3 separate regions of the Homo sapiens genome follow, and regions 2 and 3 are each linked to region 1. Evidence: read pairs that join two places in POLR2A ChIA-PET (ENCODE). Cell type or tissue: MCF 10A. All regions are shown on one strand. Each heading gives the region's core, and the rest is flanking DNA. Links, peaks and the distances in the headings are about the cores only.

Region 1 (10,711 bases), core at 3,060-8,059:
CCTCCAGCCTCATCTTGTACAGTCTTTCTTGGTTCACTAAGCTTCAACCACACTGGCTTTTCTCTTCACCAAACTCATCAAGCTTGTTCCTTTATTAGGGTTTTGCAGTTTTTTCTCACCAGGAAGGTTTTGCCCCAGACTTCACACAGCCATTCAAGTCTTAGCCCAAAATGTATGCTCAGGAAGGGCCTTTCCTGACCACCCAATCTAAAGTAGCCTCCAGTCACTCTGTCTCATATCCCCCAAATTTAAGTCTCTGCATAGCACTTGCCTTTTTAAATTTGTTTATTCTATAATGTAAGCTCCATAAAACTTTTGTCTGTCTTGTTCCCCATCTACAGTGGCTCCTGACAAACAGTCAGTCCTCAGTAAACATTTATGAAAAGAAGGAATGGATGAATGGCATCAGATACTTAAGTAATCCAAGTGCAAACCAGGGACACCAAACAGTCATTTGCAAGAGATCAAAAAGAATGGGCTTTCCCAGTTTCTTACCACCTGAAAGCTTAAGTTACACTTTGACTTAGGGCCTAGTTCCAATCAAATAGACAAGGATAGCTGTACTGGAAGGAAAATGAGCTATCTCTGGAAAATGATTAGATATGAAATCTCATTCCAAGATTATCACCAGCCTCTAACTCCCCACAGTAAATCCAGCACTGACAGCAGATTTACCATCTACTTACCTAAGCGCAGAGGAAAGGTGAACTATCATAAGAACTCACAGCCGGGCACAGTGTCTCACACCTGTAATCCCAGCATTTTGGGAGGCCGAGGCAGGCAGATCATGAGGTCAGGAGTTTGAGACCAGCCTGGCCAACATAGTGAAACCCTGTCCCTACTAAAAGAAATACAAAAAATTAGCTGGGCGTGGTGGCGGGCACCTGTAACCCCAGCTATTTGGGAGGCTGAGGCAGGAGAATCACTTGAACCTGGGAGGCAGAGGTTGCAGTGAGCCAAGATCACGCCACTGCACTCCAGCCCAGGTGACAGTGTGAGACTCTTACAAAAACAACCACCACCACCACCAAAAAAAAAAACCTGACGTGGCTCACAGGTAGGTTTCTTGGTTTTCCCCTCCTCCAAGCATTTTAGCAATAAATCATTCCAATTATGTTTCTATAACGCTTAGGGGAAAAAAATAAATTATACCAACTTCTATGATATGGCAAAAATATTTATTAAAATGATTTTTTTTAAGTTTGAACTTTATTGGAAGGAGTCCCTCTAATTCACACTTTCATCCTAGATAAATGGGTAAGAACCACATATGGAATATAAAGCATTGATTTTTTAAAAACCACATAGTAGCACAGTGAAAGAAATGCAATTCTCCAGGGTCTTAGAGAATTCAAAGTGGCATCTTAGGTGGTCTAAGAAACCAATTACAGTCTCATGGTTTTCCTTTTGGTTCAAGATTAGAAGAGTCAGGTTACCACTACCTGTTTTTAGAGGTAGAATATGAACTTTCTACTAGTCCACAGTTTACTGGTCAGGTGGCCCCAACAGTCTTTTATCTCAGCCCATCTGCCTCTAGGGGTGGCCAGATGATCTCTATGTCCCAGGCAGCAAGGCTTCCTGCTGATCTCTACTTCAGATCCATGAACCGGATATCCATGATGAGAAGGAAGTTCTTAGGCAGTGGGCGAGGGGCTGGAGACAGAACAGTAAACACCTGATGCTCCAGGTCCACACTGGTCACCACAATGAAGCCAGCTACACTTGTCTCGGACAGGTTCTCCTCTGTACCCTCGGCAGTGCTAACACTCAGTAGGTGGTGCACCATATCTCGCCCAGGAGTGACAGGTACTAGCTTGAGCTGATTATCCTCTTGAGACATGCCCAAAGGTAAACAGGAGTCTGGGATGGTGGGTGCCCCAACTTTGTAGATTTTCACATCTGAAAATTTGACATTGAAGGCATGGGGATAGAAACAGCCTCGGAATCCATAAAAATACTCACGGATACGCTCATCCCTACATTCCCGCCGGAAGTCCTTGGAGCGCTCCACCACACCCCCAGATTTAGGGAGCAGCACAGTGCGTACAAAGTGGGGGAGGTCCCGTTTCAGTTCATTGTACAGTCGTTCTTGATCCAGAACAACAACGACATCCACCTCAAAAGCTGAGGCTGCATGCACCAGAGCCTGGTAACCAGAGCCCTTGACCCAGCCACAGGTGTTAATGACACAGCCACTCACAGATGCCCTTCGGTTCACCTCACACCTTTGGTTGAACACATCTGCTAAACGAGATGTAATCTGCAAAAGAGAGGATCAAGGTAAGAACAAAAACACCCAGACAAACCCATGGCTACTTTGTTCCTCTTTAGAATAAGTGCTATTAGATATAAGAAAAATGATTTTTTTTTTGAAATGGAGTCTCACTCTGTTGCCCAGGATGGAGTGCAGTGGCACGATCTCAGCTCACTGCAACCTCCACCTCCCGCGTTCAAGTGATTCTCCTGCCTCAGTCTCTGAACAGCTGGGATTACAGGCACCAGCCACCACGCCCAGCTACTTTTTGTATTTTTAGTAGAGACAAGGTTTCACCATGTTGGCCAGGCTGCTCTCCAACTCCTGACCTCAGGTGATCCACCCGTCTCAGCCTCCCAAGTTGTGGGATTACAGGCATGAGCCACTGTACCCAGCCTGAAAAAATGACATTTTTAATGGCTGTAGTTTTGATACCATAACATGGATTTAATTTTTATGTTGCTGCTTCTGCCTCCTGTTTTATGCCCTAAGTGAAAATCTAACAAATTACTAAGAATAGATCCACAGAAATGTTTAACAATCTGAGACTGACATATTTGGAATTGCCTTTCTAAAGTAATGCAGCAGAAATACCAGCTGAGAAAATGCAGTGTTAACTAGTAAACTTCTCCAGTTTCCTACCCTGATAGCAGCCCTTCCCTCCACCCCACCTTTCTCTGGCTCTGACCTTATTATAAAGCTTGATGTTAGTGCCAGGAGTGGTGGAACCAAAATGATACACCAGAGGGGCCTGGATAGAGAAACCCTCTTCGACATCTGCAGGCCGCTCGATGTAGAGGGCCCCCATGGTACCAGGGATGGACACAGAACCCTGGCCCACATCCAGCTCCACATAAGTGGGACGGCGGCCCAAACGCACTGCGTAGTTGAGCAGAAGGCGACACACTGTAGACTTGCCCACATCAGTGGGGCCCACTACCATCACTCGGGGACCTCGCTCTTCTTCCTTTTCCGCTTGCCTCCGCATCTGTTCCAAGGCTGTGTGAGTGTTGAGGTAAAGCAACATAGGAGTGTCCTTGGAGACATAAGCCACCTCAGTGCGGCCGCTCAGTTGCACAGAACAGCCATGCCAAGTGAAAACAGCCACCTTGGCACCAGCATCAAAGGTGAATTTCTTGTTTCGGGTCAGCTCTGTGCCAAAGATCTCTGCCATGCCAGTCAACAACTCCAACTGAACTGACTGAGATGCCTCCACCTCAAAGCGAAGTTCTGTTTCTCGCTCTAGTTCAAATTTAGTGGTTGGCTTCTTGTCATCATTAGCCTCTTCTCCCATCTCTTCTGTGTAGCTGCTGTGCCTAGAACACAAATTAAATATCAGATCTAATTATAAGTCAGTCTTCTGTTACAAAAACATCCAATGGGGCCAGGCATGGTGGCTCACGCCTGTAATCCCAGCACTTTGGGAAGCCGAGGTGGCTGGATCACTTGAGGTCAGGAGTTCAAGACTAGCCTGGCCAACATGGTGAAACCCTGTCTCTACTAAACATACAAAAAAAAAATTAGCCGGGCATGGTGGAGGGTGCCTGTAATCCCAGCTCTTTGGGAGGCCAAGGCAGGAGAATCGCTTGAACCCAGGTGGCAGAGGCTGCAGTGACCCGAGATTGTGCCACTGCATGCTAGCCTGGGCAACAGAGCAAGACTCCATCTCAAAAAAAAAAAAAAAAATCATCCAATGGGCCAGGCACAGTGGCTTAGGCCTGTAATTTCAGCACTTTGGGGCGCTGAGTTGGGCAGATCCCCTGAGCTCAGAAGTACAAGACCAGCCTGGGCAACATGGTGAAACCCCGTCTGTAGAAAAAATGCAAATATTGGCCAGGCCTGGTGGCTCACGCCTGTAATCCCAGCACTTTGGGAGGCCAAGGTGGGTGGATCACCTGAGGTCAGGAGTTCAAGACCAGCTTGGCCAACATGGTGAAATCTCAGTATTTACTAAAAAATACAAAAATTAGCCAGGCATAATGGTGGGCGCCTGTAGTCCCAGCTACTCAGGAGACTGAGTCAGGAGAATCGCTTGAACCCAGGAGGTGGAGGTTGCAGGGTTGCAGTGAGGCGAGATCATGCCACTGTACTCCCGCCTGGGTGACAGACCAAGGCTCTGTCTCAAAAAAAAATAAAATAAAATAAACAAATAAATAAATAAATAATAAAAACATACAATGAATGTTTCCCCTTACCTTGCTTTAATTCTCTCCATATTTCTTATCACCATCGGTCTCACTATATATTGTGTCTTCCCCGCCTCCTCCACCCCAAAATGTAAGACTTAGGCATTTTTGTTTGATACTATATACTGCTTAGAATACAGCTTGACAGACTGTAGGCACCTCAATACATTGAGTGAATTAATGTCTCAGACATCAGAGAAAAACCATACCTACAGACTGACAGAAGATTTAATTATATCACCCTCCATCACTCTATTGGTAAACTCCAAACTTGAGAAGGTAACAGATGCCCTGACCCCAATCATCCTAGTCAACAGGAAAGGGCGTCTGAAATACGGATGCAAAGCAGAGCACACCGGGTCTGAACTCAGAAAACAGCCTAATCCTCGTCTCTGTAACTACTAGTAGTGTCTTTAGACAATCACTTAACTTCTCTGAACCTTTGAAGCTGTCGACTGGAAGCACTTACACTTCCTCAAATACAGTGTTGTTCTTGGGGTTTACAGGAATTGTGGGAGGAAAAAAAAGCACTTCGTAAACTAGAAAACGGCAAGGAAACGATATGAATTATTTCTGATCCTGGACTGCAGCTCTAGCTCCAGCATTTGTCCCAACCTTCCCAGACACCAAAATCTCCCCAAGACACCAAAATCTCCCCAGACACCAAAATGTCCCCAGACCCCAAGGAGGTGACAGTTGTGTTCCTGCCCTTTTTTTAACTCACCTGCGCAGCCAGGAGCCCAACAGGTAAACTCAGAAGGTCCTCCCGTGCAGAATTTAAACCAAACTACAAGCGGTTCTTGCCCGGACCCACGCCGGAAACAAACGCAGTTCCGCACTTGCGCTGTGAAAGGACACGCGGTCGCGCGCTGCCCTTTGGGATGTGTAGTTTGCCGGAGCAGCCGAGAGCGGGTGCACTCGCTAAGCCGCTCGGCCTTCTGGGAGTTGTAGTCAAAGGATTGTTTTGAACGTGACGCCAAAGGTGGGAGGGGCGGCTGTTGTCATTATTCGTGCAGCCGGAGGGAGGGGTGAGGAGGCGTGGCGGTTGCGCCCCCGCGCTGGGCAGGGACAGGTCGAGGGACCAGGCTTCGGCAGTGCGCGTCCGCGGCGGGAATCTCGCCCCAGATTTCCTGCTCCCCTGCAGCCCAGGAAACAGAAGGGAGGCCCGGGAGAAAGAGAGACTCACTGTCTCGGTCTAGGTCCCGCGACGGCCTGCTTGCCTGGACAAGCCACGAAGCACAAAATCCTTTTTAGGCAGGGGGAAACCCAGGGATAGAGAAAGCGGAGGAAGACAGCCTGACAGAGGTTTCACCAAGCTGTCATCTCCCACCTGACACAGTGCTTGGCACATGGAAGGCATTTCAAATTTTTTTTCTTTAATAAAAGAATAAAAATCCGATGATTTCTTCCAGCTACAAGTCAGTCATTACCCAACAACCTCTCTCCCACTAAACGAGGATTTTTGTTAGGCACTCATTTCCCTCCATAAATCCCTGACAGTTACAGGTCAGTCATTTGCCCCGCAGCCAACAGGTTCCACCACGTCTATAATCCTCTTTTTACTACCTTGGGCTTTGGAATCTTATATTATTTGCTATACTGCTTACATTACTGTGTGACTTTGAGCAAATCACAGGCTTCATCTCTCTGAGATCGTTTTTTTTTTTCTTTTTGTTTTTGAGACAGGGTCTCACTCTCTCGCCCAGGTTGGAGTACAGTGCCGCGAACATGGCTCACTGCAGCCTCGACCTCCTGGGCTCAAGCGTGATATCGTTTTTTGTCTGCAAAGTTGGGATAATAACAGTGCCCAACCTCCTAAAGTTGTTTTGACGATTGCAGGAATGTGCCTGTAAAGTACTAAGTACAATGCCTGTAATATAGAAAAAAATCTGATATCAGCTTTTACGTTTTTATTATAGGCTGGGGCGGAAGGGGCTATAATATCATTCATTCGTGCAATACTTAACATTTTTCAGATCCCTTTCAGGCATCTTCTTTCACAGCCACCCTGTAAAGACAGCTTTATTATATCCAATTTCAGATGGGGGAGGAGACTCAGATAGGTGCAGAGGTTTGCCCAAACATTAACAGCCATTGGTAGAGCTAGGACTCAAACCCAGAGTTTCTGAGTCCGGTTATAATAATAGTAAACATTTAGGCCAGGCGCGGTGGCTCACGCCTGCAGTCTCAGCACTTTGGGAGGCCGAGACGGGCGGATCACCTGAGGTCAGGAGTTCGAGACCAGCCTGACCAACATGGTGAAACCCCATCTATACTAAAAATACAAAAATTAGCTAGGCGTGGTGGCGGGCGCCTGTAATCCCGGCTACTTGGGAGGCTGAGGCAGGAGAATCGCTTGAACCGGGGAGGCGGAGGTTGCAGTGAACTGAGATCACGCCACTGCACACCAGCCTAGGCAACAGAGTGAGACTCTGTCTCACAAAAAAAATCACATTTAAGGCAGGGCGTGGTGGCTCACGCCTGTAATCCCAGCACTTTGGGAGGCCGAGGTGGGTGGATCACGAGGTCAGGAGATCGAGACCATCCTGGCTAACATAGTGAAACCCCGTCTCGACTAAAAATACAAAAAAATTAGCTGGGCGTGGTGGCAGGCGCCTGTAGTCCCAGCTACTAGGGAGGCTGAGGCAGGAGAATGGCCTGACCCCGGGAGGCGGAGCTTGCAGTGAGCTGAGATCCTGCCACTGCACTCCAGCCTGGGCGACAGCGCGAGACTCTGTCTCAAAAAAACAAAAACAAAAAACAAAAAACCACATTTATATACTGTTATATGCCAGATACTGGTCTATGGACTTTTCAGGTGTAAATTCATTTAATCGTAGCCAGAATCCTATGCAGTAGGTACTATAATTGTCATCTCCACTTTACAGGTGAGTACTTTTTTCAGTCCGGCTCACGTAGTTAATTCATATTGAGGAGACTGGGAAGATTTTCTGGTTCGCCAGAAAGATTTTCTCCTGCTGGCCCTACTTAGCAGCACTCCCCAAGCAGTGCCATCCTCACTTATCACTTCTGAGTTTTTCTTTGATGGTTTGCTTTAATTATTTCATTCATTGAACATATATGCATTAGCTTTTTTTTTTTTTTTTTTTTTTTTGAGATGAGGTTTTGCTCTGTTGCCCAGGCTGGAGTGAAGTGGTGCAATTTCAGCTCACTGCAACCTCTGCCTCCTGGGTTCAAGTGATTCTCCTGCCTCAGCCTCCCAAGTAGCTTGGATTACAGGCGTGTGTCACCACGCCCAGGTAATTTTTGTATTTTTAGTAGAGATGGGGTTTTCACCATGTTGGTCAGGCTGACCTCAAACTTCTGACCTCAAGTGATCTGCCCATCTCCGCCTCCCAAAGTGCTGAGAACACAGGCGTGAGCCACCACGCCCGGCCTATGCATTAGTTTTTCAATTAACTATTGTGTGTCCCCTAATCTTCCACTCTTCTTTAAAAATTCAGTTCCAGTCTTCCATTTGCAAATTTTCTCCCTGAGTGGGCTTATCCTCGCCTTTTTCCATGCAATCTATCTCCGAGATCTGTATCTTCGCCTCTACTATCTCCCTTGAGGCAGTTTCTCCCAGTTACCTGAAAGTTGTTTTTATTTGGATATTGTATAACCATCTCAAGCTGAACTTAGGGAAAAGAACCCCTCCTTTCCTTTAGGCTGCTCTCCATTTTGCCTCTAAAATACAGAAAGAGTCAGGACACAACATTTAAAGCATCTGTGCTTGACTACACTCTCTTCTCTCACTTTTTTTTTTTTTTTTTTTTTTTTTAGATGGAGTCTTACTCTGTCTCCCAGACTGGATTGCAGTGGTGCGATCTCAGCTCACTGCAACCTCCATCTCCCGGGTTCAAGCGGTTCTCCTGCCTCAGCCTCCCGAGTAGCTGGGATTACAGGTTTCCACTGCCACACCCAGCTAATTTTTCTATTTTTAGCAGAGACAGGGTTTCACCATGTTGGTCAGGCTGGTCTCGAACTCCTAACCTCAGGTGATCCACCTGCCTCGGTCTCCCAAAATGTCGGGATTACAGGCGTGAGCCACGGCGCCCAGCTCTTTTCTCAGTTTTAATCTTTCACCAAGCACTCCTGCCATCTCCACCCCACCTCCAAACAATACCGTCATCATATGTTCTTTTTCTCCTCTCCAGCTAGATCCTTGATCATTTTCTTTTTGCTTCCAAACTTTCTTTCTTTCTTTCTTTCTCTCTCTCTCTTTCTTTCTTTTTCTTGAGACATAGTTTCGTTCTTGTTGCCCAGGCTGGAGTGAAGTGGCGCAATCTCGGCTCACTGCAGCCTGCGCCTTCCGGGTTCAAGCAATTCTCCCGCCTCAGCCTCCCAAGTAGCTGAGATTACAGGCGCCCGCTGCCATGCCCAGCTAATTTTTGTATGTTTAGTAGAGAAGGAGTTTTGTCATGTTAGCCAGGATGGTCTTGAACCCCTGACCTCAGGGTCATCTGCCCGCCTCAGCCTCCCAAAGTGCTGGGATTACAGGTGTCCGGCCTGCTTCCAAACTTTGAATCCGAGCTGGGCCCAGTGACTCACGCCTGTAATCCCAGCACCTTGGGAGGCCAGGGTGGGTGGATCACTTGAGATCAGGAGTTCGAGACCGGCATGACCAACATGGTGAAATCCCGTCTCTACGAAAAATACAAAAATTAGCCAGGCATGGTGGCACATGCCTGTAATCCCAGCTACTCAGGAAGCTGAGGTGGGAGAATCACTTGAACCCGGGAGCCGGAGGTTGCAGTGATTCTCGATCATGGCATTGCACTCCAGCCTGGGAAACAGAGCGAGATTCCATTTCAAAGAACAAACAAACAAACAAACAAAACAAAAGAACTTTCGATCCATGCCTTGAAAACTAATCATTTGCCTTTTCCCACTTCTCATTGTTCTCCTCAACAATTGCTTTTCAAAATCTTTTTTTTTCTTTTTTTTTTAAATTTTATTATTATTATACTTTAAGTTTTAGGGTACATGTGGTGCACAACGTGCAGGTTTGTTACATATGTATACATGTGCCATATTGGTGTACTGCACCCATTAACTCGTCATTTAGCATTAGGTATATCTCCTAATGCTATCCCTCTCCCCTCCCCCCACCCCTCAACAGGCCCCAGTGCGTGATGTTCCCCTTCCTGTGTCCATGTGTTCTACTTTTATCTCCCCTCTCTTCTGCTGCCCAAACAAAAGCACTTCTCTCTTCTTTCTTTACCTAGCTTTTTCTCTCAATTCCAAATCTCTAGTACTATCCCTCAAGACACCCACATTGTCTTTTCAGAATTTACTTTAAACCCCAGAATCTTCCCTGATTAAATATTTAGAATCCCTTTTTATTTTCATGCTCAACTAGCAATGTCTCCCATTACCCACATTTCTCTGCCTTAACTTTTTTTTCCCTCTTTACGTGTGAGAAGAAAAACAAACCACCCCCAAGCACTGCTTTCTAGAAGTCCCTATCTTTGTCGTACTTCATTTGCTAAATGCTAGACTCTGTTAGAAATCAGGGTTTTTGTCTTAGGGGATATGTTCTGTGTTCACATACTTTAGTAACATGCACAGGACAGCACCCCATGAGAAATGAATTCTGAGTCAAATGAAATTTAACTGGAAGCTGCTAGAAAAATAGCAACAAAAGATGTAATGTCTTCATAAGACAAAAATTTGGCATGTGTCTCTTGAGATATCAGAATTTAATAATAAATCCTCCCTGGGTTTTGGGGGTCATACATTGAGAATGCTGTTTTGGTTTCACTTTTGTTTTTTTGGTTTTGTTTTTTTTTTTGAGACGGAGTCTCTCTTTGTTGCCCAGGCTAGAGTGCAGTGGTCCCATCTTGGCTCACTGCAACCTCCGCCTCCTGGGTTCAAGCGATTCTTCTGCCTCAGCCTCCCAAGTAGCTGTGATTACAGGCATACGCCATCACACCTGGCTAATTTTTTGTATTTTTAGTAGAGAGGGGGGTTTCACCACGTTGTCCAGGCTGGTCTCGAACTCCCAACCTCAGGTGATTCGCCTACCTCGGCCTCCCAAAGTGCTGGGATTACAAGGTGTGAGCCACCTCACCCAGCCAAGAATGCTTTTTTTTTTTTTGAAACAGAGTCTCGCTCTGTCACCAGGCTGGCGCGATCGGCTCACTGCAACCTCTGTGAGTACAGTGGCGCCATCTCAGCTTACCGCAACCTCTGACTTCCTGTTCAAGCGATTCTCCTGCCTCAGGCTCTCGAGTAGCTGGGATTACAGGCACGTGCCACCATGTCCAGC
Region 2 (10,711 bases), core at 3,689-8,688, 150 kb before region 1:
GGACTACAGGAATGTGCCACCATGCCTGGCTAATTTTTTTGTACAGACATGGTCTCATTATGTTGCTCAGGCTGGTCTCAAACTCCTGGGCTCAAATGATCCTCCTGCCTCAGTCTCCCAAAGTACTGAGATTATAAGCATGAGACACTACACTCAGCCTAGAAAAGTCTTTTCAGTATTGGGAAGTTACCAGGCTCACAGTGGCAAATAAAAGTTTTTCAAAACTACAATTTCCACTTGAAAGCTCAGGCAGCAAACACTGTGTTATTTTCCTCAAAGCAACAAGCTTATCGCATTCGTTTTTGAGAAAATGTCTGCCAAATGCGCACATCTGAATAATCCCTTTGTCTACCACACATTTTTTTCCAAGTAAAAACAGTGTTCCATTAAACAAAGTGGCTAGTGTGGCTGAGCGCCGGATGTAATCCTAACACTTGGCCAAGGCAGGAGGATCGCTTGACCCCAGGAGTTCAAGACCAGCCTGGGTAACATAGGGAGACCCCATCTCAAAATAAATAAATAAACAATTAAAAAGTGGCTAGTCTAACTAGTAACTGAAACAATAACACAAGTACATTTCCTTAAGACAACCATCATGCTTTAATATGCTATTTCATCAGCACAGAATATTAAAAAGATGTATACTCAAGGGTAGAAAAACAATAAAAGTGATTTTTTTTTTCTTTTGATACGGAGTCTCAACTCTGTCGCCCTGGCTGGAATGCAGTGGTGCAATCTCGGCTCACTGCAACCTCCGCCTCCTGGGTTCAAGCGATTCTCCTGCCTCAGCCTCCTGAGTAGCTGGGAATACAGGCGTCTGCCACCACACCCAGCTAATTTTTGTATTTTTAGTAGAGACGGGGTTTCACCATGTTGGCCAGGCTGATCTTGAACTCCTGACCTCAGGTGATCTGCCCGCCTCAGCCTCCCAAAGTGCTAGGATTACAGGCATGAGCTACCACACCTGGCCTGATGTTTTTTCTTCTCCAGTTAAGTGAAAATGGCTCTCTGCTTTTACCTATGTGAGTGGCAATGAAGACTACAATGACTCATTCAGCTTTATGTCACTGCCCTGGTTTGTGCTAAGCCACCAGCAAGAAGCATCACTGCTTTCTGTGCCATCAGTACAAATTGTAACAATCTTGGGACTCTCAGACCACACTTTAAGAACCAATAATCAAGGAAAAAGCCAAGTGTGATTAAGATAATAATGGTCACAATATACACTTTATGTGAAAAAGAAAAAATTTACAAAACAAAATATATAATTCATCTCAGAGGAAAAATGTGTTTACTCACATGATAAAAATGTTTTAAAAGATACAAGTGGTTTTCTCTGGATAAAAGAAACAAGTGATTTTTTGTTATTTTTCTGATTGTTTATATTTTGTAATTTTAAAATAGTAACTATTACAATATTAAGTATTAAATGGAAATTTAAAAGGAGAAAAAATAGACAAAACAGACTAGAGTTCACTTTCCAGTGTTTTAAGTTCACAAGCAATGATAAAGGAATCACATTCAGGCTAATTACCTGTTTTGTTTTGATTTCTAATGCTTAAGACCTACCCATTTCTGCGTTAGGATCCTGGAGTGGAAAATTATTCCCCTCCCACAAAAGGCTAGCTAATTCAGAAATAATATATATCCTATTTCTTAGTAAGCCACCTAGAACAGCAAGAGTGGCTAAAAGGAGAGGGTGTGCCTTCTGGATACTGCACCTGATTTTTGGTTCCGGTCAATGAGAGGGAGAGTACTATCATCATATGAATGACTGCTCTGGCTTCGGGAAGCATTGTTTAGATTCACCTAGAGGCAAACACAAATGCGACAATGTGACAGAATACTGAATTCACCCTATCTTATGCTCTAATGGGCATAAACCTCTAGGTTCCTATTCCCAAATAGAATCATGAAAAAGCAACTTATAAGAGTTGAATAAATACCCTAGACAGTGAGACAAACTAGGATATTATGGCTTCTATTTGTGTTCCAGAACAGGAGATTACAAAGGATCCAAATATTGACACTATCAGAAGAAAATACAGTTTCAGAGAATAGTAAAAATTCCCTCAAAGGGCTACGGTAGATTTGGGCAAAAGTCAAAAAGGCCATCATCCTTCATCATCACCTGCACCTAAAGTATGTTATGACATAGAGGGATACCTGAGCTGTGTCGGCAACAAATGAATTGTAGACACATCATCCTTTTGAGGAGTAAACCAAATCTTTTTTTTTTTCTTTTTTTTTTGAGACAGGGTTTAGCTATGTTGCCCAGGCTGGAGTGCAGCAGTGTGATGTCGGCTCACTGCAACCTCTACCTCCTGGGCTCAAGCAATCCTCCCACCTCAGCCTCCTGAGTTGCTCGGACTACTGGCAAACAACACCACGCCTGGCTACTTTTATTTTTATTTTTGGTAGAGATGGGTTTCGCCATGTTTCCCAGGCTGGTCTCACACTCCTAGGCTCAGGCAATCCACCTGCCTCAGCCTCCCAAAGTGTTGGAATTACAGGTGTGAGCCACCACACCTGGCCAAATAATTCCTAATTAAGAAATATGGGTCAAAAATAGATTTAACATGAGGCCAGGTGTGATGGCTCATGCCTGTAATCCTAGCACTTTGGGAGGCCGAGGCAGGTTGCCTAAGCTCAGAGTTCAAGATTAACCTGGCCAACATGGTGAAACCTCATCTCTGCTAAAAATATAAAAAATTAGCTGGGCATGGTGGCATGTGCCTGTAGTCCCAGCTACTGGGGAGGCTGAGGCACAAGAATCACTTGAACCCGGGAGGCAGAGGTTGCAGTGAGCCGAGATTGCGCCACTTCACTCTAGCCTGGGCAACAGAGTGAGACTCTGTCTCCGAAAAAGAAAAAAAAAATAGGTTTAGCATGATGGTGAAATGGAAGAAACGAAAGAAAACAGAAGCATTATCCTGGGACCAAGAAAAAAAAAGTAAAAGTCTTGGTCTCAAAAGTTACTATACCTGAAAGTCTGATTTCTTCCATCCTTCTTTTTCCAGTGGCTTCCGCAGTTCCTTATATCCCCAGATTGTCTGTAATACAAGTGCTGCTGCTCGAACTTCTTTTTCTGAGCGGTTCCTTTGGAGGAAAGTAACACCATACGGAATTTGGATATAAAATCAGGAAAAAAGCTTAGACCCTATATCCTCTAATAACATAAGAATATAAATGCCAGGGGCAGGGCACAGTGGCTCCTGCCTGTAATCCCAGCACTTTGGGAGGCTGAGGCAGGTGGATCACCTGAGGTCAGGAGATGGAGACCATCTTGGCTAACACGGTGAAACCCCATCTCCACTAAAAGTACAAAAAATTAGCTGGGCATGGTGGCACGCACCTGTAGTCCCAGCTACTCAGGAGGCTGAGCCAGGAGAATCACTTGAACCCGGGAGGTGGAGGTTGCAGAGACTGCGCCACTGCACTCCAGCCTGGGTGACAGAGCGAGACTCTGCCTCAAACAAACAAAAAAGAATATAAATGCCAAAATGGGTTAAATCAAATTTTTACCAAATCCTGTATTCTATCCCAAATAGCGACACAAGAAAAGTTTGACATGAATCTATTATCAATTTATGGATCAACATTAAGACAGATAATAGAGCAATAGCTCTTCACACATTACACGTAAATAAGGGGAAATTTCCTTTCTTAGTAACCAAAAGAGGAAAACAACTCTCCACTCACTCAAATTCTTTTGACTGTAATTTTAGGTGGTAAGCTCACCCTGATTTGTTGATCAACACCAGCTTCTCAATACCCTGTGTCTCTCGAAGCTTTTTGGCAGCCTCCAAGTTCTCAGCGATAACCTCGTTGATAGTGTTCAAAATAGAGATGACAGTGTCCTCAGAGAAATTCCAAGAGGAGTTCTGCTGTCCTCCTGGCAGATTCTTTACCAAGTTAGGAATAGCATGTTTACCTAGTAAGAAAGAATGTATGCAGGGAGAAAAGATCAAGTCAGGTCATGAAGAGCCTTACATTATACTTAACTGCATTAATCATATCAAGTGTAGGTGCTGTCCACATGAATCAACTTCATTATCCTATAGGATTATCATATCAAAAGGGCTAAGGACCTGAAATAGCCATGGATTTACTGTCCTACCTATTCCTTTATTTCTTTTCTACTTCAACCACATTGAAAGTGTAAATACTGTATATTAAATAAGCTACACAGTCCTTTCAGATACTCTAATGAAAATATCTTGAATATTATAATAATTTAATAGAAGAGTTATTATGAATTTAAAATATAAATAAATAACTGGGTTCTGCTACTAACTAGCTACATTAACTCTGGGCAATTTACTTAACTTCCATGAGTTATTTCCTTATCCTATTTAAAAAAATGGACCTTTGTAAAGTGGTGAGGATTAAATGGAAACACAGAAGTGTTTAACAACGCTTAGTAACAAAGTAAGTGCTCAATAAATAATAGCAATTATTATTTTATTTTTGAAGAGTTGTCACTTGTTTTCTTTCCAAGAACCATTAAACTAAAACCCTTACCAACTCTCGCATTCATAAACTATGAAGCGGGGGAGGGTCCTTCCCTTCAGTCATTTCAATAAATTCAATAAATTATTAGGCACCTGCTGGACTACAAACACTGTACTAAATTTTGAGGTAACAGTTAGCATTCAACTCCTCACCAATTAATTCTTTGTTGCGAGCATCCACAGCCAGGTTTCTCAGTGCTCCAGATGCAGCTTTCACCACCCGTTCATGTTCATTAGTCAGGAGGTCAGCTATGGCAGAAAGAGCCTTCTCTTGACGCAGAGCAGAGCGGATGTATCGACCATACTAGAATAGCAAATAGAAAGGGGTGGAACAAATTACAAATGGCAGCAAACTAGTTATCTAAGTTTTCCCATCTCCAAATCCCTTTTCTAAAAGGTACCGTCCAGCGCCCAGCACACAAGTTCTGGATAGCTCCAGCTGAGGCTTCTAGGATGGCAGGAGTCTTGCTCTCCTTAAGAAGTGAGATGTATATCCGAACCACCTCTGGCTGAAATAAGAGCTCATAGCCTGCACAAAAGAGAAATAGAAGCAGAGGGTGCTAATCAGTACCAATAAACCAGGCTCTAGCTGGCTGGAGTCCAGCCTTAGTACTCTCAGTTGATGGATTTATGCTTCTATACCATCAGGTTCCCTAAACTCTCTCACACTCTCTACAGCAAACTTAGAGGCCAAATTCCATGTCTTAAGAATAATGAATCCATGGTAAGAGTAGAACAAATATCAACTCATTATACTCAACTCCTCTCTTTCCTTCCTTCTTGCCTCCTCTCCCATAGCTTTGCCTTTGGTTCTACCATGAGCGCTCAGGGGCTCCATTTAGCTCATTGACAGCACTCAAGGTTAAAAATTCCTCATCTCAAATCAATTATTTCTAACTTAACCCAGTCATTCTTCCCACCTCTGCGATTACTACAAGGGTCCATTATAGATTAAACGTTTACAATTTTTATATCCATGGAGAGCTGTGAACTTTGGACTCACTGTATTGATGAATATAAAGATCCAAATTTCTTTTAGTAAAGTACAAAAAGTATCTTTTCTTTTTTTTTTTTTTTTTTTTTTTTTTGAGACGGAGTTTCTATCTGTCGCCCAGGCTGGAGTGCAGTGGCGCGATCTTGGCTCACTGCAACCTCCGCTTCCCAGATTCAAGCAATTCTCCTGCCTCAGCCTCCAGAGTAGCTGGGATTACAGGCACCCACCATCATGCCCAGCTAATTTTTGCATTTTTAGTAGAGACAGGGTTTCACCATGTTGGCCAGGCTGGTCTCAAACTCCTGATCTCAGGTGATCTGCCCGCCTCGGCCTCCCAAAGTGCTGGGATTGCAGGCATGAGCCACTGTGCCCAGCCTAAAAAGTATCTTTCTTGGTAAAGAAGCCTCTTTTAATAGTGAGGTTTAAGTCTCAGGCACTACAGTGGCCATTTATGGTTCCTAAATTTCTGCTCTATACTACCATCAGGACCTTATTCTATCCTCAAGTAACCTGAATAACTGCCTTAACAAGCAGTCCTTTTTAAGTTACTGCTATAATACTATGCAGCTTCCCAATACTTTCACAATCATTTCAAATCTGTAAGTTGGAAAAGAGAGGACAATAAACGTATTACATAAAGTCTGCTGTTAGGTTACTAAATATCTTATCTTTGTACTATGTTTATGAGACCTTTGGAGACTGAGAAGATAACTTACCTCGAGCTGGACTCGTTCTTTTAGGGAAATCCACTGTATCGTTTGCTGGATCCTCTATAGGTTTTTTCCCTACAAAAATGAAAAAGGGCGGGAAAAGGGGTAAGCCAGTTTAAAAAAGAAAAGATTCCACCTGGCACATTTTTCATCCTTCAGTCAGAACCTTTTGATCACAGATGCACCACGAGGGGAAAAGGGGCAGGTGAGGGCAACTTGTTCCAGCAGGGGACTATTCAGAAACAAGGATAGAAAACAGGCAGCAGATAGGTAAGATGAGGATGACCACTGTTGATGCTATTGTCCTGAGTTCTGATAATGGGGACTGCTGCCCAGAAACAGCATGCCGTGAGCTATTAGCTCCAAAGAGCTAAACTTGTTTCAGTGTCTTCCTCAACTGAACTTTCCTACATGCATAGACAGGGAAAGGTTAGGCAAGGACATACTAGGGAAGCTAAAATCAAAACATGCAAATTAGAAGTAGATAAGCACCTTAAAAGACTCCACTCACCTCTGGAGAACCACTCATCTTCCAGTGCATCACCCAAGGTAGAAAGCAGAGAAGAGAAATGAAATAAGAAAAATGCAGGAGAAAGATGTCAGCAGAATCATGGGCAAATAAGCAGGGAAGCACAGAGAAGAAAAGAAAAACACAGAAAATGCAAAGGACGTATGGGGAAGAAGGTCCCAGATTAGTTGAGTTCTCATTTTCCACTGCCCCACTCATTGATACCACCACCACCACCACCACCACCACCACCAACACATCACAACCACCATCCCATCACCACACCTTGAATGAAGCACACAACACAGGGAAAGCAGCAAACCAAAAAGACATCCATAACCAGGCAGACTCCCATACTGTTGCCAAGTATTTTGTACCTTAAGCTAAAGTGTTCCTTCCTTTCCCTATCCCACATTAAAGACTAAGAAACAGGAACCAAGACTCACCTTTGCCCTTCTTGGCCCCAAAGCAACTGGCAGCATGTGGCCCAGTATTGTTGGCAACATTGGGAGCTGCCTCTTGGTAACGCTCTGCCTGTGGGATCTCCCGGTGAACTTGATATGATAAGTTCCGAAGAAGGCAAACACAGTTCTCTACAAGCTTAGGGACATAAAAGGGCCAATGAGAAAAAAGAATGTCTATTGTGATTTCTCCACAAGTACAGGTTTCCATGACTCAGGTATTAAAATGTTGATCTTCAAATGCATAACCCAATCCATAACTTCTCAGGATGCCTCTTAAGTGCTCCAGGCTTCTTGAAATCCCGGTAGCCTCAGGCTAATGGAAGGTCCAACTATGGACTTATTGGCTTCTGCCACTATTTGGTGTGTGACTGAAATTGGATCATCATTCTTACTACTTAGACAATGTACAATTTTGGAAGACAGCTAAGCAGCTTTAAAATACATAGGTGACAGATTTAAAAAAAAAAGAAAAAAAAGCCGGGCACAGTGGCTCACACCTGTAATCCCAGCACTTTGGGAGGCCGAGGCGGGTGGATCACCTGAGGTCGGGAGTTCAAAACCAGCCTGACCAACCTGGTGAAACCCTGTCTCTACTAAAACACAAAAATTAGCCGGGCATGGTGGCAGGTGCCTGTAATCCCAGCTACTCAGGAGATGAGGCAGAGAATTGCTTGAACCCAGGAGGGAGAGGTCGCAATGAGCCGAGATCACGGGACTGTACTCCAGCCTGGGACAGAGCCAGACTCCATCTCAAAAAAACAAACAAACAAACAAAAAACATGTTTTAAGTTGAATACCCACTTTAAGGAGTAAGGGCTTGGCTGGGCACAGTGGCTCACGCCTGTAATCCCAATGCTTTGGGAGGCTGAGGCAGGGGGATCACGTGAGGTCAAGAGTTTGAGACCAGCCAGGCCAACATGGTGAAACCCCGTCTCTACTAAAAATACAAAAATTAGCTGGGTGTGGTGGCACACGCCTGTAATCCCATCTACTTGGGAGGCTGAGGCATGAGAATCGCTTGAACCCAGGAAGCAGAAGTTGCAGTGAGCTGAGATCACATCACTGCACCCCAGGCTGGGCAACAGAGCAAGACTCTGTCTCAAAAATAAGGGGTAGGGGACAGTATAAATATTTAATGTTACTTGAAAGCCTGAGATGATAGGTCTCTGACCTACAGATACTTCATAGTTGTGGTGAATGAAATTCACTCAGCCATTAAAGGTAAGACAGCACTTACCTTGCTGTCTGAATCCTTCTGCCCAATCTCAGCCTGAACAATGAAAATGAGGGCATCAACTAAACCATCACATTCCCGAAGTTTCCGGCGAGCTTCACTCCTCTCTGAGCTTACATTCCTGAGGGGAAACCAGAAGCTTCAAGATGACTCAAATCCAGAAATCCTCCCTTAAATATCCCTCAACACCTACAAGATTCCTGAATATGTTTTTCTACTCACTGTAATAGTAAATACCTATTATAAGCAAGGTACTGCAGTTGAGAGAAAGTTGATTAACAGTCCCTGCCTTCTGAATGTTTATATCACTGTGGGGTAGGGATTAATGATATGTACCAGATGCAGTAATTCAAGATGGAATATATACTTCTCGTATGGAAGTATATAATACATATGTAGAATGGAACACAGCACACAGAGGTGTATTCCAAAGAGAGAAAGATTATATAGCAGCATTTATAGGATATAAAAAGAATTCAGGAAAACTTTAATAAAATAAAGGCACTTGAGTTTAACCACAAAAAGATAAATAAGAAGAGAAAGGCATCACAGAAAGAACAGACCTTCCTCACCCATGCCCTAACCTCCTAGTACTCTGTACCCCTTTTGCTGAATTTATCACAGCCTGACTTGAAATACAAATAACTAGGGCAAGGACATAGACACACACAAGTCCAGGACTAGACCACCTTACATGTGGTAGATGCTGAACAAAAGCTTACCAAAGTAGATGAACAAAGTCAAAGAGGCATAAAAGTGAAGAGGATGTGTGGGGAACAGCAAGAAAACTGATATAGGTACATGTGGTATACATGAGAGAATAGCAACAAAGATAGAAAGGTTGGAGTTACAGTATGCAATACAGATAGGAATGGAGGCTAAAGAATAGGCTAAAGAATTTTAATTTTTTTTTTTTTTTAGGAAATTTAAGTCAGTCCTCAAAAATTCATCTTCATATTCTCAAAGTCCCTACTGTTACCTAAGGCAGCCAGCTGTGTTGGTGAGCACCGATTCCCACTCAATGTGGCGTGGCTTACAGTCTTCATTAGGTTCCCGCTCCCAACCAGAATGAGGAATGATCACTTCATCTGTCAAGGCATGCAGTGCATGGTCCACAATCTCCATTTTGATTGAGTCATGGGATGAAAGATTCCACAGGGTTCCTGGAAGAGACAATTCATCAGATGGCTCTTGAGCATTCAAGACAATATGTCTGAAGAACGTCAAAGAGAATCCCCCTATCGTATCACTTCTCAGTCTTCCCCAGTGACCAAATACCTTATAGTAATATTCAAGCTTTGTTTGCGACCCTCACCAAGAAACATATTCTACATTATAGCTCAAAATAAACATACAGATCATGAAACAAACAATGTTTAACTATAAGCAACGCTCAGGCTGGGTGTGGTGGCTCACGCCTGTAATCCCAGCAATTTGGGAGGCCAAGGCGGGCGGATCACAAGGTTGGGAGATCAAGACCATCCTGGCTAACACTAAAAATACAAAAAATTAGCCGGGCGTGGTGGCGGGCACCTGTAGTCCCAGCTACTTGGGAGGCTGAGGCAGGAGAATGGCGTGAACCCATGAGGCGGAGCTTGCGGTGAGCTGAGATTGTGCCACTGCACTCCAGCCTGGGTGACAGAGCGAGACTCCATCTCAAAAAAAACAAACAAAACTATAAGCAATGCTCAATGCTCTCCGATCTGTCTATACCAGAGTTTTTCAACCTCAGCACCACTGACATTTTCGGCCAGATGATTCTTTGTTATGAGGAGCTGTCTTGTCTATTGTTGGATGTTTACCAGTACCCCTGGCCTTTACTCACTAGATGCCAGTAGCACTCCCTCTCCCCTGTTCCAAGTTATAACAACCAAAAATATCTCCAACACTGCAAATGTCCAAATGTCCTCAGGGCAGGGCAGGCAAAATGGCCCACAACTGAGAAACAATGGTCTATACTACTTTTTCTTTATTCCTTTCCCTTGGAATGCTGATTATGCTCCACAAAATTTTGTTTTATTCACTAACGGATCACACAAATAGATCACAACCCACAATCTGAAAAACTACTGCTCTAAATAAAGCAAGAACCACAAGCTTAAATGTCTATATGGGTCAAGCCGGTGAGTCAAGAGAGGAAGATAATTAAAAGAAATTACAAGCATGTGAAAAAATAGCAGTTGACAGCTCCATGTTTGGGAAACAACTTCCTAAACAGCTGTAGTTGGTCAGATAATAGAATGTGTTGGAGATTAGTGTAAATTAGAGAGCACATGCTCCAATCAGT
Region 3 (10,711 bases), core at 5,712-10,711, 67 kb before region 1:
TTGTACCTTTTCTGTGTTTAGATATATTTAGATACATAAATACTTACCATTGTGTTAAACTGCTTATTAGTACAGTAACATGTTGTGTAGGTTTGTGCCTGGGAGCAACAGGTTGTGCCATAAAGCCTAGGTGTGTAGTAGGCCATCTAAGTTTGTGTAAGTACACTCTATGATGCTCCCACAAGGACCATATGGCCTAAGGACACCGCATGATTAGCAGGTTAGGACTTTCAGCCCCACCCCACCCCCCACCAGGCTGAAAGTTCAGCTGATCACCAATGGCCAATGATTTAATTAGTCACACCTATGTAATGAAGTTCCATAAAAACCCAAAAGGATATGTTCCAGGAACCTTCCTGTGTTTAGCTATCTAGAAGCTCTGAGAACCTAGTCCCAATCAGCAAGGTAAATAGGTGAACCATGAATTTTCCAGAAAAACAAAAATTGGCTATTAACCCTAAGCATTTTTTAAAAATTCTATCAGAGTAAGAATATAAAACTTCCAGCATTTTGCATATTAGATAAGAGTATACAGGTAAATGAACTTTATAAAAGGTCTCCTATACTTATTAAAAATCTTTATTACTATCCACTTATATTTTGGGGTCCCATTTTCATTGAAGTGGCATCAAATATCAAATGAAAGATCCTCTGAAATAGCAAGGCTACATTTGAGCTAATTGATTATACAGTTTGGGAAAAAGAGGAAGCAGGAAAAGGAAAGAGGAAAAAAATAAGGGAGTGGGTTCTGGTAAAGGTAATGACTCATTTTGGGGGCTGGAAAAAGTACAAAAATTCTGGATGATGCGCCTTCATCTGAGCACAGATGTTGCTTATAGGCACAAAGGTAGCCTCCCCTCCACCTTCTAAAGTTTTGCTGAAAATGAGCTGACAAAAGGCAGATTGACATGAGAAAAGGAAAAATTTATCAACGCACACGGAAACACTAGTAAAAAGAAAAAGACACATGAATAAAGAGACAAAAACCACTTTTGGTCTCCTTTTCCTTTCCAAATTTAAGATTAATGGGAAAAGAACATTTGTATGATTAGTCTTAGGTGTAGCAACTTTGATATGTTTTTGGTATGAATATTCACATTGTCTGATTCTTTTTCTCCCCAAAATAGTCTTTTTCTCTTGTTATATCTTCCTGTGTTATTTTGTCATAGAGTAGGGTACCATAAAGTACAACATCAGAATAAAGCCCCTGTAAGCCTATTGGTCAAGCTGGCCCTCCAGACTGGTGGGTGAGTTTTAAAATTCTTATCAGAATGACATACAAATTGTGCTGTGGGTCCCCAAAATAAAAACCAGATGAGGTTTCCTTCTCATCTTATGTCCTTGGAAGCTCGACTTGTGACCAAGTGGGAGCTTCTTGGTCTCCACCACTTGGAGGCCTTATTTTTGGGTGAAGTCCAGTGGCCAGTGTTGACGAAAAGAGTCAAACTCTGTAAAATATTTTAAGAGATTTATTCTGAGGCAAGTATGAGTGACCATGGCCTGTGACACAGCCCTCTGGAGGTCCTGAGAATATGTGCCCAAGGTGCTCTACAGCTTGATTTTATATATTTTAGGGAAGCATAAGACATCAAATACATTGATTTAATTTTTTTGGTCTCAAAAAAAAAAAAAAAAAAAAAAAAGGCTGGGTGCGGTGTCTCACCCTTGCAATCCCAGCACTTTGGGAGGCTGAGGCGGGCAGATCACCTGATGTCAGGAGTTCAAGACCAGCCTGGCCAACATGGCAAAACTCCGTCTCTACTAAAAATACAAAAATTAGCTGGGTGCAGTGGCGCATGCTTGTAATCCCAGCTACTCGGGAAGCTGAGGCAGGAGAATCGCTTGAACCAGGGAGGCAGATGTTGCAGTGAGTGGAAATTGCACCACTCCACTCCAGCCTGAGCGAGAGTGAAACTGGATCTCAAAAAAAAAAAAAAAAAAAAAAAAAAAACAAAAAACAAAAAACGGAAAGAGTGGCACTTTTAAGATATCAATCTGAAGAATGTTAAAGGAAACACATTACAGAATTTAAAAATTTATTGAATTAAAAATAACTCAATATTTGTAATAAAATCTTGTTTTAACTAAGTTTTGTGTTAGTGCATTTTTTAAATATTAAAGACTAATCTCTAGAAAGATATGATTTTCTTTAATCATAGCCAACCGAATTATACAACCCCTTTAAAAATTCCTTCTTACTAACCGTATTATGACTTACATAGATCATTCACAATGGTTAGGCTGTTTTACCCTAAATGTCTCTCTCTCTCAAGCAACCCAGTTATTTTATTTGAGGGCAAAAATTCACTCTACAAGGTTCTTGGTTTTTTGTTTTTCTTTGAGACGCAGTTTCACTCGTTGCCCAGGCTGGAGTGCAATGGTACGATCTCGGCTCACTGCAACCTCCGCCTCCTGGGTTCAAGCGATTCTCCTGTGTCAGCCTCCCGAGTAGTTGGGATTACAGGCGCCCACCACCAATGCCTGGCTAATTTTTGTATTTTTAGTAGAGACGGAGTTTTGCCATGTTGGCCAGGCTGATCTTGAACTCCTGACCTCAGATGATCTGCCCGCCTCGGCCTCCCAAAGTGCTGGGATTACAGGCATGAGCCACCATGCCTGGCCTTTTTTTTTTTTTTTTTTTTTTTTTTTTAAAGACAGTTTCACTCTTGTTGCCCAGCCTGGAGTGCAATGGTGTGATCTCGGCTCACTGCAACCTCCACCTCCCAGGTTCAAGCGATTCTCCTGCCTCAGCCTCCCAAGTACCTGGGATTATAGGCGCCCACCACCATGGCTGGCTAATTTTTGTATTTTTAGTAGAGAAGGGGTTTCACCATGTTGGCCAGGCTGGTCTCGAACTCCTGACATCAGGTGATCCACCCACCTCGGCCTCCCAAAGTTACTGGGATTACAGGCGTGAGGCACCATGGCCACCACATGCATATATATATATATAATTATTTTTTTTTGTGGGGGGAAACGGAGTCTTGCTCTGTTGCCCAGGCTGGAGTGCAGTGGTGTGATCCTGGCTCACCACAACCTCCATCTCCCGGGTTCAAGCGATACTCCTGCCTCAGTCTTAGTAGCTGGGACTACAGTGCATGCCACCATGCCTGGCTAATTTTTGTATTTTTAGTAGAGACGGGGTTTCACCATGTTGGCCAGGCTGGTCTCAAACTCTTGACCTTGTGATCCAACCTGTCTCGGCCTCCCAAAAGTGCTGGGATTACAGGCGTGAGCCACTGCGCCCTACCCGCTTTTATATATTTTTAAGCCAATTAATTAGAGCTCTTTATATATTTTCAGTAGTGAAAATATTGTATACACACACATAAATATATAGACTTATTAGGTATGCCGATAGAAGCACATGGCATAGACTCATAACAACCTCCTTTTTGTTCCGTTTTTTAAAAATCCTACCCTAGGCAGCTGTCAGCTAAACAGCCTTAAATTTGCATATTAAAGGCAACTCAGGTGAAAATCAGATAGCAAAATTTACATCATAAGGTAAGAAGAGAAAGTCTGGTGTGCTAGAGGGAAATTAAAAGGGTTTCAATTGCCAATTGAACGTAAAATTATATAAGTCTATTATAAAGGCCTTTAAATACACACACACACAGTTCCCATAGCTATTAATTCAATACTTTTGCCATGAGACAAATACAACTTCACCGACTTGCAAAAAAACAGAGAACAGTGGTTTTTATCTCAGTCGAAAAGTAACAGCCGATCTAAAGCAGGCAGAAAAAAAAACAGAACCTAGAACTCTATAGTTTTCAGTTTGACCTTAGGACTCTTTTTTCTTAATGCAAATGTGCACAAAGACCATATTACTTCCATTTTATATCAATTCTGGCAAGTAGAGGTGCCATAAAACCTATGAAGGACCCGAAAAGGGGACATTCTCCTCATTTTCTCCTTAGTCTTAGATTTGTTTCTCGCCTTTTTTTTTTCTCCTTAGAGGAGCTGAGCTGTAGCCTAGGGTTCTTGTGTGGTGGATTGATGTGTGGTGGATTGATGCGTGCTGCTTGCAGGCAGGACTCCACAGTGTCACCACTGAGTCGTTTCTGCCCTCTTAAGTGTCTCTCTCCAGAGGTCTGTGACCTCTGAGAGGGCTCAAAACGCTGGGTGATCAGCCCTCATGTGTGTTTCCTGGATGAGCCATTTTTTAAATTAATTGTTTTTGGGGATTAATCCCTAAAGGGATTTCCCTTTAGGGCCGCTGTACGTCTTGGGGGTCAACCCCTGGACACTCCCACAAAGCCCCCAGTCACCCAGGGGCACCTTTCAGCTGGGAAGAGCAAACACCCTTTCTCTTCAGAGCTGAAAAACTCAGTCTCTATGAAAGCAACAGTTCAGTTCCTCACACAAATGGACACAGATGAACCGAATCAAGATAAATTTTAGGAGAAAAAGCAATAGAGAATTCCCTTCAGAATGCATACCCAAACTACAATCAGGATCCTTAAACAACAACTTCCTAGCAAAAAACCAGCTCAGAAAAAATCAAGAACCATCAGCCCTTGAAGGGAGGTCCGGGGCTCAGGACGACTTAACAGTTCCACCGAAGGAGAAGCTCGAACTCAGTGGGGCTTCAATGGGCCCCTGCTGGTACCTTACCTCCAGTCTCGGGCAACTCCTTTGGGGTTCTGAGTCTTCTCTGAGGCCAACGTTGGGAGCCATATTACTGTTGCCAAAAAGAGTCAAACTCACAGTGAAACCCCATCTCTACTAAAAATATAAAAAATTAGCCAGGCATGGTGGCGGGCGCCTGTAGTCCCAGCTACTCGGGAGGCTGAGGCAGGAGAATGGCGTGAACCCGGAAGGCGGAGCTTGCAGTGAGCCGAGATGGCGCCACTGCACTCCAGCCTGGGCGACACAGCGAGACTCCGTCTCAAAAAAAAAAAGAGTGAAACTCTGTAAAATATTTTCAGAGATTTATTCTGAGCCAAATATGAGTGACCATGGCCCATGACACAGCCCTCAGGAGGTCCTGAGAACATGTGCCCAAGGTGGTCTGGGTAGAGCTTAATATTTTAGAGAGGCATGAGACATCAATCAAATACATTTAAGAAATACATTGGTTTCGTTCAGAAAGGCAGGACAACTCAAAGCGGGGCTGTAGGTAAATTTAAACATTTTCTGGCAGACAATTGGTTGAGTTTGTCTAAAGACCTGGGATTCACAGAAAGGAATGTTCAGGTTATGATAAAGGATTGAGGAGGCCAAGTTTTATTGTGCAGAGGAAGCTCTCAGCGGACTTCAGAGAGAGCAGGTTGTAAATCGTTTCTTATTGGACTTAAAAGGGTGCCTAGCTCTTAGTTGATTATTTCCTGGATCTGAGAAGGAAGGAAAACAAAGGGGAGAGGGGATTCTCTACAGAATGTGGATTTTTCCCAGAAGAGACTTTGTAGGGCAATTTCAAGGTATGGGAAGGAAACAGATTTTGGGGTAAAACATTTTTAGTTTCTTCCTTGTTATGCCAGAGTCAGATAGGAAAGTAAGTCACAATAGATATCCAGGGTTAAATAAAACCCATCTGATGAGAATTTATGGTTTTTAGGGCATGATTACCCAGACCCCTTAGAAAGGAATTTGGGCAAGATAAAAAAAATCATAGCTTAGTCCTCAGTCCCCTCTCTTGGCCAAAAAGCATTCCATAGAATGTATGTGTAGACCAACAAACACCAGCAGGTCCCAACGTGCTAGGAAACCTCATTCCTAGAGTTGTCTGATTTGGCTATCTGGCAGGGTCCCACAGGACTAGGAAGGCTTGTTTCTAGAGTCCTTTGATTTGATGGTAATAGTTTTAAATATTAGCGATTTGGATAATGGGGGGAGGACATGGTCTGACCTGATGTAATAGCCAATTGTTTAAGGGGTGAAATGGAGTCAGGCTTAGTCTAAAAAAAAATCCCGGATCAGATCTATTTTCTGAGCTATTATGATCCGGGTCTTTAACTGTGCCTTTGCCTTTTGCTGTATCTGGCATAATATTTACAAGAAATGCCTAATGCTAATATAATAACAAATATCATAAAGACAGTGAAGATTTGGGCACTCAGGGTTATAGGTAGAATCTGAGGGCAGTAAACAACCCAATCAGCCAGGAAAAACCCTGCATGCATCATCTATTCTTTGAATAGACTTACAGTGTGTTTGTACTCCTTAATAAGGGTTATTTGAACCCTGTGATAAATCTTATTTGAAAATTGTGATACCAACATTAAATTAGAATGTAATAAATTTAATCTCTCTTTCCGCCAATTTATCTCCATAGGTATAGCATCCTGAGGGAGGATATAAATTAAATGGGAGAAATGCCTGGTCCTTGGTGTTTAAATTGTTACAGACTTATTAAAAGTAGAAACCTATTTTTCCCACAACTTTTGTATTGCACCATATACTGGTATTTGGGAGAAAAGGTTTTGTCACAGGAGAAGTCATATAATTCTACAGTGTTTTTTCCTTGGCAGGACTCCCTATGGCTGAGGGCCTTAAGAGTCAAAAGACTTATAGTCAATTGTTTTAGGCCATATAGGAATGGATGTGGACAGGCATTCATTACTTCTTAAAATTATTAAGTAAAAAAAAAAGCCAACAATAAACCCAAAAAACAAAGTTACAAGACTGACTTGTTTTTTTTTTAATCTTATCTTTTATGGAGATGGAGTCTGGCTCTGTCGCCCAGGCCAGAGTGCAGTGGCGTGATCTCGGCTCACTGCAACCTCCGCCTCCCGGGTTCAAGCAATTCTCCTACCTCAGCCTCCTGAGTAGCTGGGACTACAGGCGCATGCCACCACGCCTGGCTGATTTTTTGTATTTTAGTAGAGATGGGGTTTCACCATGTTGCCCAGGGTGGTCTCGAACTCCTGACCTCAGGAAATCCGCCCACCCCAGCCTACCAAAGTGCTAGGATTACAGGAGTGAACCACCACGCCCGGCAGACTGACTTATTTTTAACTTTTATGTGGAGCTACTGTAAGCTTGGTTTCTGTTACAGACTTATAGCAATTAGCTATACAAAACATAAGCATCATTCTGAGAAATAATTTAAAATATGTATATATACATATCTGTATCTGTAGATATATTTATCTTCACGACTTATAATTTGGAGTATTATACCCAGGAGGCTTTGTTCCATGGTACTTTATAATGTTAGTAAATATTTTTCCTTAATTTTATAGTAAGCAGAAAATTTTTATGGTTGGGGTGGATGCAGAAGTAACACATAATAGTTTAGAAGGCAACCAATTTTGTTTTACCAGCTGTTTGGGCATTTTTAGTACCCCCTTCTTGATTTGGAGGGTTTAATCTTGACCTTTTTTTTTTCTTCGAGATAAGAGTCTCACTCTGTCGCCCAGGCTGGAGTGCAGTGGCACAATCTCAGTTCACTGCAACCTCCACCTCCTGGGTTCAAGCGATTCTCCTGCCTCAGCCTCCCAAGTAGCTGGGATTACAGGTATGTGCCACCACACCTGGCTAATTTTTGTATTTTTAGTAGAGACAGGGTTTCATTCTGTTAGCCAGGCTGGTCTCAAACTCCTGACCACAAGTGATCCACCCGCCTCGGTCTCCCAAAGTGGTGGGATTACAAGCGTGAGCCACCTCGACCAGCCAATCTTGACCTAATTTTATCCCTCAAAACCAGCCCTTATAACCTCATGTGCCCTGGCCCAAAGGGAGGCAGCTTGTATAGTTTTAGCAGCAGAGCATTAGCAGTGAAACAGATCCAGGGTCAGTGGGATACCAAATGAGGGAGATTCATGTTTCTAGTCTTCAGAATACCATGATTTCGGTTTCCTTGGAAGTAAAACAGGGAGAGATAAATAATGGCTTAATCTGCACTTAAAAAGTCAGGGCTTAGTTTTTGCCATCAGCCCCGATAAATGCTCCACACAAAAGGCTATGCAATGGAGGATTTACATGAGCAGATTTACATCTTCAGTTTTACAGTACTAGAAAGGGGAAAACATCCCCCAATTAGATGTAGAACCCATTTTCTTTTCTTTTCTTTCTTTTTTTTTTTTTTTTTGAGACACAGTCTCACTCTGTTGCCCAGGCTGGAGTGCAGTGGCACGATCTTGGCTCACTGCAACCTCTGCCACCCGAGTTCAAAGTGATTCTCCTGCCCCAGCCTCCCGAGTAGCTGGGATTACAGGCGCCTGCCACCGCACCCAGCTAATTTTTGTATTTTTAGTAGAGACACGGTTTCACCACCTTGGCCAGGCTAATCTTGAACTCTTGACCTTGTGATCCACCCGCCTCAGCCTCCCAAAGTGCTGGGATTACAGGTGTGAGCCACCATGCCCAGCCTTATAGTACCCATTTTCATAAGACATTTAGGTAAAAGGGGTTACAACTACCTTAGATAAAGCTTGTTTAAACATCTTACATTTTACAGTTCTATTAACCTGTATGTTTTTATGTTCTGGTCCCAGGAAGCCTTTTTTTTTTTTTTTAATCCCCAGACCATTTTACCTTTTCTGGTACAAAGGGTTTGCGTTCCCAGCATGGGGTTGCATCTGTAAGACCTATGAGGGACAGGATATTTGGTAAGGCTTCTTAAACAGACCTATGATTCTGTAGGAGGGCACCCATGTAAAACGGGCCCTCTTAACCTCCAAATTTACCATGACCTGGGTAATAGACATATTTGGTGGGAGGATATCCCAGTTATCATAAAGCTAGTGCAACATGGCTTGTATATGAAACATACTAACTGCTTCATCTGGGGTACTTCACTTGGTATTTTAAAGGGAGAGTTGGGCAGTTCCCTTCTCAGGGCAAAGAGACCTTATAATGGCATTATCTGGCCCACTAGGCTGATTGCTTTTTCAAGAATAAACCCCCTTTGCGTTTGGATCATATATACTCAGTGACTGTTCAGTAATGAGTTCTGGGTCCTGCATTAATTCAAACAAGCTCTTAAATTCTGTAGCATTTAAAATTAAGAATTTTGTCCTTAAAGCAGTTATTTTCACAATCCACTAAAGTTTTTTTTAAAAAAAGAAGCTGAATGATACCAATCTACAAAATGGAACAATTCCTTTACATTACACCCTTTGGTTTTAAATAGTTACTTGGTTTTGCCCTTCCCCTATATTGACTATTTTCTTGGTAACCATAGGGCTCAGAGTTTTGTTGCCCTGGCTTGTTTTGTTTTCCTTTTTAAAAAAAAAAAATCCATTTAGTTTTATCTGTATAATTTTCTTCATTATAAAGCAACTCTTAGCTTATTATTATTATTATTATTATTATTATTATTTTTGAGACAGAGTCTTGCTCTGTCACCCAGGCTGGAGTGCAGTGGTGTGATCACAGCTCAATGCAACCTCCGCCTGCTGGGTTCAAGCAATTCTCCCATCTCAGCCTCCCGAGTAGCTGGGATTACAGGCACTCGCCACCATGCCCGGCTAATTTTTGTATTTTTTTTAGTAGGACAGGGTTTCACCATGTTGGCCAGGCTGGTCTCGAACTCCTGACCTTGTGATCCGCCTGCCTCAGTCTCCCAAAGTGCTGGGATTACAGGCGTGAGCCACTTAGTTTCTTTCTTTCTTTTTTTTTTTTTGCGATGAATTTTTTTTTTTGAGACGGAGTTTTGCTCTTGTTGCCCAGGCTGGAGTGCAATGGCACAATCCCGGCTCACTGCAACCTCCGCCTCCCGGGTTCAAGCAATTCTCCCGTCTCAGCCTCCCAAGTAGCTGGGATTACAGGTGCATACCACCATACCCAGCTAATTTTTTTTGTATTGTTAGTAGAGATGGGGTTTCATCACATTGGTCAGGCTGGTCTCGAACTCCTGACCTCAGGTGATCCATCCGCCCTGGCCTCCCAAAGTGCTGGGATTACAGGCGTGAGCCACTGTACCCAGCCCAAGCCACTTAGTTTCTTAACAAAAAAGAAACTTACATTTTTTTGAGAGTTGACATCCGTGTGTTTATTTATTTATTTATTTTCTTTGAGACGGAGTCTTGCTCTATCCTCCAGGGTGGAGTGCATTGGCACAATCTCAGCTCACTGCAACCTCTGCTTTCCGGGTTCAAGGGATTCTCCTGCCTCAGCCTCCCAAGTAGCTGTGATTACAGGAACACGCCACCACGCCCAGCTAATTTTGTATTTTTGTACAGATGGGGTTTTGCCACGTTGACCAGGCTGGTCCCGAACTCCTGAGTTCAGGTGATCCACCCGTCTCAGCCTCCCAAAGTGCTGGGATTATAGGCTTGTGCCACTGCACCCCAGCCAATAAAATTTTAATAAAAGCATATTTTATGTTTCTACTATCTTAACTTCTAGTAACCCAAATTTCCAGTGGGGGAAAAAAAAACTTGAGGGTTTAAACATGACTTTAAGATTTTTAAATCACTGGAGAGTTTTACCAAGGTTATGTAAATTAAAAGGCATCTGAGCTAGCTTTTACCAATGTGATAAGCACTTACATTTTTTAAATTACTTGATTAGAGCTCTTTCATGTAGTTTGGCAGTAAAGTATCACTTCTATATGACACATATAAAGATACAGATATAACAGGCATGCAGAATAAAAGCCATGTTCAAAAGATACTTTATTTGCCTGTTTTCAAAAACAATTTTTCTCCCTTACTTTAGATAATTAGTAAAAGTTACAGGACACAACAAAAGGTGAAGGAGAGAGCCATCTTTCAAGGCCTTTTCAAAAGAGAAAGAGGGCCGGGTGCAGTGACTCACA

What was found. ChIA-PET counts read pairs that join two places held together with the same protein. Peaks named below come from ENCODE experiments on the same cell type or tissue, not always from the same donor. Only the 100,000 strongest peaks of a DNase experiment are listed, where the experiment ranks them.
Region 2: POLR2A ChIA-PET joins it to region 1 with 5 read pairs; 10 of 35 experiments call an interaction of 5 or more read pairs at or near these places.
Region 3: POLR2A ChIA-PET joins it to region 1 with 6 read pairs; 19 of 35 experiments call an interaction of 5 or more read pairs at or near these places.

What each region holds. Positions count from the first base shown.
Region 1 is chr11:57,652,314-57,663,024 of GRCh38, reverse strand. CLP1 (cleavage factor polyribonucleotide kinase subunit 1) reads right to left here and starts at 5,263. Exons shown (of 3, transcript NM_006831.3): 1 at 5,165-5,263; 2 at 2,943-3,570; 3 at 1,160-2,260. The coding sequence starts at 3,548. The coding sequence ends at 1,589. It overlaps MIR130AHG (MIR130A host gene), which reads right to left. Exons shown (of 2, transcript NR_186232.1): 2 at 10,124-10,711. RefSeq lists a silencer at 15-84 and an enhancer at 5,620-5,789. In MCF 10A, for the core only: no CTCF peak of the experiment used is centred there; a DNase peak (open chromatin) is centred at 5,404.
Region 2 is chr11:57,802,497-57,813,207 of GRCh38, reverse strand. It overlaps CTNND1 (catenin delta 1), which reads right to left. Exons shown (of 21, transcript NM_001085458.2): 8 at 9,404-9,587; 9 at 8,428-8,545; 10 at 7,173-7,326; 11 at 6,730-6,747; 12 at 6,225-6,293; 13 at 4,916-5,043; 14 at 4,668-4,818; 15 at 3,742-3,934; 16 at 2,985-3,099; 17 at 1,722-1,809. TMX2-CTNND1 (TMX2-CTNND1 readthrough (NMD candidate)) reads right to left here. Exons shown (of 21, transcript NR_037646.1): 9 at 9,404-9,587; 10 at 8,428-8,545; 11 at 7,173-7,326; 12 at 6,730-6,747; 13 at 6,225-6,293; 14 at 4,916-5,043; 15 at 4,668-4,818; 16 at 3,742-3,934; 17 at 2,985-3,099; 18 at 1,722-1,809. Among named protein-coding and RNA genes, the nearest start is that of CTNND1, 46 kb to the right of the region's middle. In MCF 10A, for the core only: no CTCF peak of the experiment used is centred there; no DNase peak of the experiment used is centred there.
Region 3 is chr11:57,722,366-57,733,076 of GRCh38, reverse strand. The region is part of intron 1 of TMX2 (thioredoxin related transmembrane protein 2); the gene reads right to left. All of the region lies in intron 1 of TMX2-CTNND1 (TMX2-CTNND1 readthrough (NMD candidate)), which reads right to left. Among named protein-coding and RNA genes, the nearest start is that of SELENOH, 14 kb to the left of the region's middle. RefSeq lists enhancers at 7,089-7,588, 7,589-8,090. In MCF 10A, for the core only: no CTCF peak of the experiment used is centred there; no DNase peak of the experiment used is centred there.